3 separate regions of the Mus musculus genome follow, and all the other regions are linked to region 3. Evidence: chromatin contacts called from ENCODE Hi-C or POLR2A ChIA-PET data. All regions are on one chromosome and are shown on one strand. Each heading gives the region's core, a stretch centred on a gene start or an enhancer-like site at or near the end of the contact. The rest is flanking DNA. Distances are from core to core; before and after follow the strand shown.

Region 1 (2,918 bases), core at 224-2,723, 110 kb after region 3:
ACCTCCACATGTTCTCCCATAGTGGCTATAGAAGCCCCTTGAGGCACAGGATTGGCCAGGCCCATTCCCTGAGGGCCTCTGTCAGGTTTCACCCACAAAACACTCTGCCCTAATGGCAGGGCTCAGCCCCTGCCCCACAGAATAAAAAGCCCAGCTCAAGACTTTTCAAGATTTTAATCCCATCAATCCCCACCCTGGAAAGCTCCGTCTCTCATGAAATCCTATATAATAAACTCTGTCCTCTACTGCTTCTTGCCGGAGCAGAAGCAGCTGCCCTCCTGGGTCTTTCCCTCCCAATAAACCTCTTGTGAGAAGTTTGTTGTGCAGTGTGACTCCTCAGCTCCCAACTGCCAGGATACCTTTCCATCTGAGCTCTAACACTCACAGGCTGTACCCACTGACATTCCCATCAACACTATAGAAAGGCTGCATTTTCTCTGCTTTCTCACCTGTACTTGTTTTCTGTGGTCCTTTCTGATAAGAGCCACCCTTACTGCACTGAAATGACGTGGCATTCTGGTGTTGGTTTGCATCTTCCTGATGATTAGTGATACTAAACTCCTCCCCCATTTTTTTAAACCTACTGTACATTTTGTATGCATTCTGAGAAATGTTTGCTTAGGTATATGCCTATTTTTGAATGAGTCTTAAAGGATACCATTCTAATTATTGTTCTTTCTTTCTTTCTTTCTTTCTTTCTTTCTTTCTTTCTTCCTTCCTTCCTTCCTTCCTTCCTTCCTTCCTTCCTTCCTTCCTTTCTTTTTGCTGTTGAGTTTTTTAGATTTCTGTATATTCTGGATGTCAACCTGTATTAGTTACTTTCTTCTCTGCTGCTATACAAAGGTTTGTGTTGGCTCACAGTTTGAAGCTGCCATTCAAACACAAGGCAGCTAGTCACATTGTATGCAGTCAGGAAGCTGAGAGAGAGAGAGAGAGAGAGAGAGAGAGAGAGAGAGAGAGAGAGAGAGAGAGAGAGAGAGAGAGAGAGAGAGGAGAGAGAGAGAGATATTCTCATGCCTAGCTCACTTTCTCCTTTTTATTCAGTCTGGGACCCCAGTCCTTGTGAAAGTGCCACCCATATTTGTGGTAAATCATCCCTCTTCACCTGACTTGGGAAACACTCTCAGACACATCCAGAGGCACATCCTCATGGTGACTGTAAACCCAGGCATGCTGACTATCAAGATGAAGGATCACACAGCTCCTTCCCACATGTGCCTTTCTAGGTCATCTCAGCTCTCTGCTGTTTCCTTTTTCACTCTGCTGAGAAGAAGCTGTTTAGTTTGATGTACTTTTTGTTTTTTGTACTTTTGGGGTTCAAGAGATTTTGTGTGTGGAGGTTGCTGCTTCTGTTGGCCTGTAGAGCAAACTGATAGCCATAGGAATTTTTTTTTTCCCCACACAACCTTCAGATAAACGTTAGGGATAGTTTGGAGAATTATCCAGTTGATGCCTGTGAGAAGGCTCTGCAAGATATTATATAATACATCCTTGTTGGAAGACAAGACCTGCTGCGATGACTCACCACAAAAGTCTCCTAACATCTAAGGGAGAGGACACACTTAAAGAGACACTCAGCCTCATTTGTGAACGAGGGGATGAGGAGAGGGTATTGGAATTCCATGTAGGCTTCAGGATGACCTCAGTGACCAGGACATGGGTGTGTCTTTAAGCTTTGGAGCTCAACTTACATTAAATCTCACTGTGCCAAACTCCAGCCTCACTTGCTTGCCCACTTTGGTCATCCCACTACGGATACACTGATAATTTGTCCCAACAGACTAACCTTCTCTTCATCCATGCACATATTCTGTGTGCATCTAGGGCATGAAACCTGCAACTCAGGTTACCCTTATCTAAAAGCTTGACTTCGATTTCAAAGCCTCATTTATCAAAAATTTAGTAAAACTAGGGTTTTCCTATATCTAAGTTACGGTGTCTCAGGTGAGTCACGGTATTAGCTGGGGAGCCCGTATTTCTTCTAGAGTTGTCCAATCAGGATGTCCCACATCTCTTGACCTTCAGAGTCATTTTGAAGAACCGTTCTCACTCATTCTACCTCCCAGGTCTTTATTTCCATGGAACATGTTCTTTCAATTCTAATGAGCTAAATTTTTAAAGTGAAAAAGCCAGAATGTGACTAGTTTTGTATTTTCTTTTTGTTGCTACATATTTTCCCTAAGGCAAGGCACAAAAGAACCAGCCTAGCAAGCTGACGGCAGGAAACGGTGAAGCTGTGGGTGTGGGAAGGAACATACGTGAAAGTTCTTCAGTTAACATTCAGTCTGTGCCTATTTAAAGACAAGTCCTCCTCATTTTCTCTGGTCTGGCCTTTCTAACTTGCTTTGTGTAAACCAGTGGTTCTCATCTTGTGGGTTGTGACCCCTTTGGGGGTTACATATAAGCTATCTACGTTATGATTCATAACAATAGCAAAAAAAGAACAGTTTAAAGAAGCAATCAAAATAATTTTATGTTTGTGGGTCACCACAACCAGAAGAAATGTATTAAAGAGTCATAGCATTAGGAAGGTTGAGAACCACTGGTTTAAATCCTGCTTCTTCCAGTACTAACTCATGTTTCCTACTATAAATCACGTAATTTATGCTGCATCCTTTAATGGTAAGTGGCTTACAATCTCTATAGCATAGAAATAAGCGTTGGAGGAATCCCTGATAGAAATTTGTTTAGCCTCAAAGTTCTCCCAGTATGTTTTTCTTTACTGTGGCAAAATACCAAAGGCAATCAACTTAAAGGAAGGAAAGGTTTCTGTTTGCTCGTGGTTTTAGAGGTTCAACTCATAGGGCCAGGCTCTGTTGCTTTGGGTCTTATATCATTGCATGAATGCTTGGCAGAAGAGGGATGTTGGATCCTGATGCTTGAAATCAGACAGGGAGGGTGGAGAAAGGATCTGAGTC
Region 2 (3,191 bases), core at 235-2,734, 110 kb before region 3:
GTCAATGTTTACATCCAGGCTTACAAATAAGTCCTTTAACATTTTAAAGATATTAAAGACTTAGCAGGATTCAACCTGAAACTATTTTCTTAGTTATTTTTTTCCTAAGTCAACCACTGGTGTTAAAATTAAAGAAAATATGGCTAAGGTGATTTAGTCCGTGCGGCTTGTGTGCTCTTACTTCCAGAGCTATGGTGTATTGCCAAAACAGGAGACCACAACAAAACTCCTAAGAACTTGATATCTGGGTGTTCTAACCTCCACTACTGACAGACATTAAACAAAACGTTGCCTTTTAGGCCGTCCGACTTCTTTTTGATCGAAATGTTTGCTCTCCGGAATCATTTATCTGCAACTTATTGAGGGAAAGGCGGAAATATTTCTCAAATTTGTGTGTGTGTGTGTACAGATTTCCTTACGTTAATCTCCACTCTGACACTCCCCGGTGTCTTATCAACGAGGTCCTTTACCCAAAAATAGAAAAAAAAAAAAAAAGGTGATCGGACGAAAAGCCTGCTCTCCACCTATTTCTTTCAGAGAACATGGAGCCTGTGCCCCGGCGCGCCGGGGACCCCGCGCTGCAAGGCCTGGGGCGCGCTCTCGGCGGGTACAGCGAGGCACCCGCACACCCCCGGCCGCGATTGGCCGCGATTGGCCGGCGGCGCAGTCACTCAGAGCTGACACGTCAGGGCAGCCGCTCCCTCGCTCCTCCCGCCTCCTTTTCCCCGCGCTTGGCAAGAAAAGCGGGCAACGTGGAGCTCGAACAAAGGACCCCGTGGTCCACGGCGACCAGGGACTCCGTGCCACCCCACGCCTAACCCCTGGAACCGATGCGCTCTGAGGGCGGCTCTGTGTCCCCACGCGCCGGCCGCGGGGAGTCTTAGCCCGGAGAGCCCCAAACCGCAGCCGGCACCTCGCTCCTGACAGCGGGAAACGATGTCTACAGTCCTCGGTGGCCGCCGCTCTCATCCGGCGGGTCATCCCTCCTAGTCCTCCGCCGGGCCAGGTCCCGGGGACCCTCCGTCACCCAGCGCGGAAGCCTGACGATCCCCGCCCCGGCGGAGGAAGGTCCGGGACCACCGCGCTCTTCCCCCGCCAGCCGGCAACCGAGCCGAATGCGGAGCCCCGCGATGCCCGTGTCTCCCGGGACAGCGGGACGCTCCGCACCACCACCATCTTCCCACCCCGCCCTCTCCCTCCCGCGGCGCCCGCGTACAGCGCGTTACCTGGGTCATCTCTGAAGAGATGGCGAAATTCATCTCCAGAGCTTCGACGGGCTGCAGGCGGAAGGCGCTGGAAGGGGCTCGGGGCGACCGGGCGGGAGGCTGCGGGCTGAGGAAGACCAGTGGGTACTCGCGGGAACTCGCTCGCCGCCACGACGCGCCCAGCACCTCCGAGCGACTGACCGACCTCCACGCGCGTCCCGAACACACTGCCACCGCCGCCGCCGCCGCGCGCGCTCGCGCCGCACTCCCTCGCACGTCACCACGTGCGCTGCCGCCAACGCCTCCCGGCCGCTTCCGGCTCTGATGCCTGAGCGAATCACAGGCGAGCTCCCGGGAAGATCCCGCTCTGAGGCTCCGCCCCCGGACAGGGCCCCGCCCACCTCATAGCTCTTTTCCTCAACCGCCCCCTCCTTCCTTCTCGGCTCAACTAGGTCAGCGCAAGGTGATCCGGGAGAGCGGGGCGGCGGGGACCGCTCCTCCTGTTACTTATCGAGCGCGCGCTCCCTCCCGAGCCTCACACCCTCGCTTCGCCCTTTTTTTTCCACTGTCCAGGAACTGGTTCCCTCCTTCCTCTTCCACCTGCCCTACCTTCTCCAGAGATCCGACGTGGCGATTAGAGTTCTCAGCGTCACACTGACTTCTAGGCAACTAGCCTAGACTGGAGCTGCGTGTTGTGGGAACCCCGCGGCAGTAGTTGAGCATCAGGCTCTTACCTTGGAGGTGGAGGGGTGAGAAGAATGGAGGAAGAAGGGATAAGTCAGAGGAGGGCCTGAACAACTAGCCCCTCTATTGGCCTGCTTTGGGTGAGCATTCAGTGAGTGTGTTTAAAAAAAAAAAAAAAAAAAAAAAAGGTGAAAGAGATATTATCGGTGTGCCATAAAATGCGTGTTCACTTCTACTTTTTGTCCCCCTCTGGTATCAGTTCCTGATGTCTCGACTTCTTTGGACAAAGAAAAGTAGCTTGGGGAATTGTTAGTCCCTATCTCTACCCCCTGGGGCCTTTTAACCCAGGAGCCAAGCCCAGTCATCCACCCACCTTGCCCCTAGGAGGCAGGCAGTTGTTTAGGTCAAATGTGATTTAAGCTGGGCTCCACTTCTTCATATGACTCTGAAGCACATGCTGGGAAGTTTCCTTGATTGAAGATGAGGGGATTTGGTGAGATTATATCCAAAGGTCTATAAAGTATACACATAATCGAGTTAGGTAAAGGTTTCCAGATTAATGCTTATACTGGTTTATAGAGGGCGCTTACACAGTCTAGACCTGACTTTGATCATCCCGCTTAATTTGTAGCCATTTCTTGGAGCTCTTTGACAATGCTTCCTACCCTTCTTTAATGTGTTAGCGGGTAGGAAATAGAAATTGGGAGGGGGGTCTTCATTACTTTTAAAAAATAAGATCTTGTGGCCAGGAGACGTTTCTTTTTTGTTGTTGTTTCACAAAAGGAGGAAGTAGAAACTGAGCTGTCAGCTAGTATGATTATGTGTCTTAGAGAAACTGGCATTTGCCGTCCAGCTTTTCTCTTTGATAGCACATTACTTTTGTTGCAAATGACACTATTAGGGACCTGGATTACTGAGCTCCTTCTGGCAGTGAGAGAATATGAACTGCCCACTTGGGACAGGCACATGACTGGCCTGCCGGACACATGGTCCTACTTGCTGTACACTAAATAGCGTCTTTGTAATCTGGAACAGTCAACACTCTCTTAAAGCGACAGTGTGATCGGAGTCAGTGCATTTTGGCCTTCAGTATTTCCTGCTCTATGAATCCTGGCATAATTTTACATAGTATCTGTCTTTCAGGCATCTCAGTATGTATAATAGCCACTGACACTTGGAAGTGAGCCATAAATGATTATTTGCATTCTTTGTAATAGTAACAAAGGACATAATGTTGATCTCGGGGCGGAGAACATAGTTTAGCAGTAGAGTGCTTGCCTAAAGCACCAGGGTGCTTGGGTT
Region 3 (3,300 bases), core at 618-3,117:
TGACTTAGCACTCACAAGGGCCATCAGTGAAACCCAATGGGACTCACTGTGCTTGGGGGAACCTAGAAGTCACCATGGGATGCAGGAGACCCAAGCAATAAAAACTTATGTTTGCATTTGTCAAAGTGTCATGACGCCTCACCAAATTTTTTTGTTCCAGTCTAAATCATAGAAAGGCATAGTGGTGATCATTCTTGAGCACTGGCCATCTGCTGAGAATATGGGACTGGAGTCTTTTCTCTGCGTGCCACCTGTGAGGTGGGTTTGCTCTGGTTTTATAGAGGAAGCTGAACGGAGCTGGGTGTTTGTGTAATCACCAGCTCTGATGCCTGGCAAGCTTTGGGGCTGGAATTTGATACCACTTATTACATACTTAGCACACCTTGTTGTAAAGGCAACGGGAGAATTCTCTACATTCCTTTAGGCATTTCTAACATGCACACAGCAGCTGTTTGGCCAAACAGTTGTGTCTTGACAGATCTTGTAAGATCATTCTTCTATTAATTAGAATCTCAATTTAAGCCTTATAATTTGAGGGTTTACAAGGTTATATGTTTTCTCTTTAGACTATAACTTCCGAGACACCAATATTCATATCTCTCACAGCATTTGATGAATAAGTGATGTTCATTTAATTTCTGTGGATTTGATTTTCACCATGTGAATGACACAGCAGAAAGATAGCTGACCTGAAGTGAGAGTTATAGTTAAAACCATTTAAAGGCATTCAAATATGCACGGTTCATAGGAGTTTTGACAGTTCTTATATCGACAATGTTAGAGCCTCAGGGAGATTGACGGGGGTATAATTGGGATGGATGTTCTGAGAAGATGTATGCTATTTCATCCTACTTTATACTTAGTGTGTATTTTGTGCATACATGCTTGTGTGAAGGTTTGCGCCATGGAATATTTTCAAGTCTTTCTTTCCATCATGTAGGCGTCCGGGGTCATCAGGTCATCAAGCTTGGTGGCCAGTGCCTCTATCTGTTGAACCAACTTGCTAGCCTCATCAATCATTTCCATTTAAAAAAAAAATCTGCTGGGCATGGTGGCGCACGCCTTTAATCCCAGCACTCAGGAGGCAGAGGCAGGCGGATTTCTGAGTTCGAGGCCAGCCTGGTGTACAAAGTGAGCTCCAGGACAGCCAGGGCTATACAGAGAAACCCTGTTTCGAAAAACCAAAATCAATCAATCAATCAATCAATCAATCCACCACTTAAGTCTTTATTGTAGAAGTCCTTTTAGATTTTTATCAGCATTGTCATTATGCATATGCTTGTCAAGCTCGCCTCGCATTCCAACTTAATCAGCTGATACTCTGAACCTTACTTTTTCCGTATTTCATGAATAAGCGCCCATCAGGGTCAACGGGGAACAGGAAAACAAAGGCTAATTTCATTCAGAAGGCTGTTTTCTCCTGGCTGTGGTGCCTGTTTCCTGCTTGAGTCAGCGCCCAGAGAGAGCACAGCACTGGGTGTGAGAGCCAATCAAGCAGCGTCTTAATAAACCAGAGAAGATGGAAACAAACCTCCTTTCATGTCATGATAGGACTTCCTCTGCTTTGGAAAGTCTGTGTAACTCAGATCACTAGAATTCTCATTCTTTCCCCAAAGACAGTCGTGGAGGAGGAGGCAACTGCTGGCACGAGGTTTGAAGCTTGTACTCCATGGAAGCCAGTAGCTTGTTTTTCCATCTGGTCTAGGACTACAGTTTGCAAACCTCTTTCTGAATTACTCATTCCCTGGTAAACGCCGATCTCCGGCTACTGGAGGACGTGTGCCAGGCTTTGCCCTGAGGTCTGCAAACATAATATGGCCCTTGTTTAATACTGTTTTGCTACCAGAAGTACAGCTAGTTCTACCGAGGTTTGTGCTTGCCATCCCAGGCTGGTCTCCGTTCAAAGGATCTGTTTATCTCCGTGAAGTTGACGGCTTGAGCACCCAAGGGATGGATCATCATGCTGACCCCTACTCCCAGCTGGGAGACATGGCTAAGCATTTGGCTACAGATCTCCAGATATTAGCTTGGAGTAGTTGTGGTACTGGTTCAAGTGTTCCTGGAGGGTGTCCACATTTGTAATTTCCCTGTGTGGTCTGACATGCCTCCAGCTGTAGCCTTTCCCGACAGGGAAGGTGACTAAGTCCTCTGCCTAGTTTGTTAGACTCAAGTGGCTGAGTTTAGCTTTGTTCTAACTGTGGGGCCTCTTAAGGGCTTCCATGGTTCTGCAGTAAATTGCACAAAAGCAAACAGCTCAAACGTCTTAAAAATAATTACTATTATTATTTGTGTGTATGTGTGTGTGTGTGCATGTCTGTTACAGCAAAGATGGAGGTCAGAGAATGGCATGGGGCATCAGCTCTCTCACCTTTCTCTGGATCCTGAGGGATCAAACTCAGGTTGTGCCTCTTAGTGCTCATCTAGGGGTACCCACACCACAAACAGGCAGCCTGAGCTACACTCCTAGCTGGATCCTCCACTAGTCTTTTGACCTTAAAAAAGTAGCCTAACCTGTCTTTGGTAAGAGTGGCTGCTAAGAGCAGGAATGAATAGCATGCACTTTCCTTTACCCTCAGCTATCAGATGCCATGCGACCAGAACTCCAGACCCACTGAGCTGTTCAGACTCTTTCCCTTGTGCACAAAGGAAACTCACACTAGTCATTGTTAAGCAGATGAATGAAAGGGAAAACCGGTTGCTTGGAGATTTGTTTTCTATGGGGCCCAAAGAAGCCTCATAATTCCTCAGTGAAGACTCCAAGAGCTTTTGCAAATCCCAGTGAGAAAACTGGATTCCTTATCCCTTCTCTAAGCTGGTTTTGATCCTGGATTCTAACTTGTCAAGATACTTTGGGGTCTTGACTCTTTTGGATTTTGTTTGTTATCTCCTAGGCTGGTACCATCTATAAACTTCAAAGTTGTGTGTGTGTGTGTATATATATATGTATATATATGTGTATATATATATGTATATATATATATGAATGAAATAATGAAAGGCAAGGAAATTACTCTATTGTACTCTCTTAGGCAGCCCTTCAGTACTGGCACACTGGCTGGCCTTAAGGCTAAGTAGATTGCTCAGCAAATGCGCAATCCACTCTGGCTCCTTTTGCCGTCTTACCCACAGAGTTGATATGAGAGGCTCCTAGGGCTTTGTAGAAATGTGTTAACACATTACTGAGCAGCCTCTGGGTCACTAAGTTAGGGTTCTGTCTGTAACAGTAGTGATGGTGTTAACTTGAAATCATTTTATTCACATCGGTGCATTTGCTACCTGTTATCTTACTACTATGTAATT

Evidence for each region. Hi-C counts contacts between places; a loop is a spot of excess contacts on that map. ChIA-PET counts read pairs that join two places held with the same protein, here RNA polymerase II (POLR2A).
Region 1: a loop to region 3 is called in a map of heart, with 1.8 times the contacts of the local background. The contact joins two enhancer-like sites. A Hi-C loop is called at or near these places in 1 of 37 maps with a recorded cell type or tissue (heart). POLR2A ChIA-PET finds 5 or more read pairs at or near these places in 1 of 5 experiments (Patski).
Region 2: a map of heart shows a loop between it and region 3 (2.2-fold over the local background). The contact joins the promoter of Ivns1abp here to the enhancer-like site in region 3. A Hi-C loop is called at or near these places in 3 of 37 maps with a recorded cell type or tissue (Patski and heart). POLR2A ChIA-PET finds 5 or more read pairs at or near these places in 1 of 5 experiments (Patski).

Annotation. Positions count from the first base shown.
Region 1 is chr1:151,124,550-151,127,467 of GRCm38, reverse strand. All of the region lies in intron 1 of Gm36139 (a long non-coding RNA gene), which reads left to right. Among named protein-coding and RNA genes, the nearest start is that of C730036E19Rik, 12 kb to the left of the region's middle. Within about 2 kb of position 1,473, at least 1 of the 3 ENCODE cell types and tissues checked has a DNase peak (open chromatin) inside an H3K27ac peak, as active enhancers do.
Region 2 is chr1:151,342,791-151,345,981 of GRCm38, reverse strand. Ivns1abp (influenza virus NS1A binding protein) reads right to left here and starts at 1,484. Exons shown (of 15, transcript NM_054102.2): 1 at 1,227-1,484. It also overlaps the pseudogene Gm10138.
Region 3 is chr1:151,235,043-151,238,342 of GRCm38, reverse strand. No RefSeq gene overlaps it. Among named protein-coding and RNA genes, the nearest start is that of Gm46162, 15 kb to the left of the region's middle. Within about 2 kb of position 1,867, at least 1 of the 3 ENCODE cell types and tissues checked has a DNase peak (open chromatin) inside an H3K27ac peak, as active enhancers do; it is heart, where a contact is called at or near this core.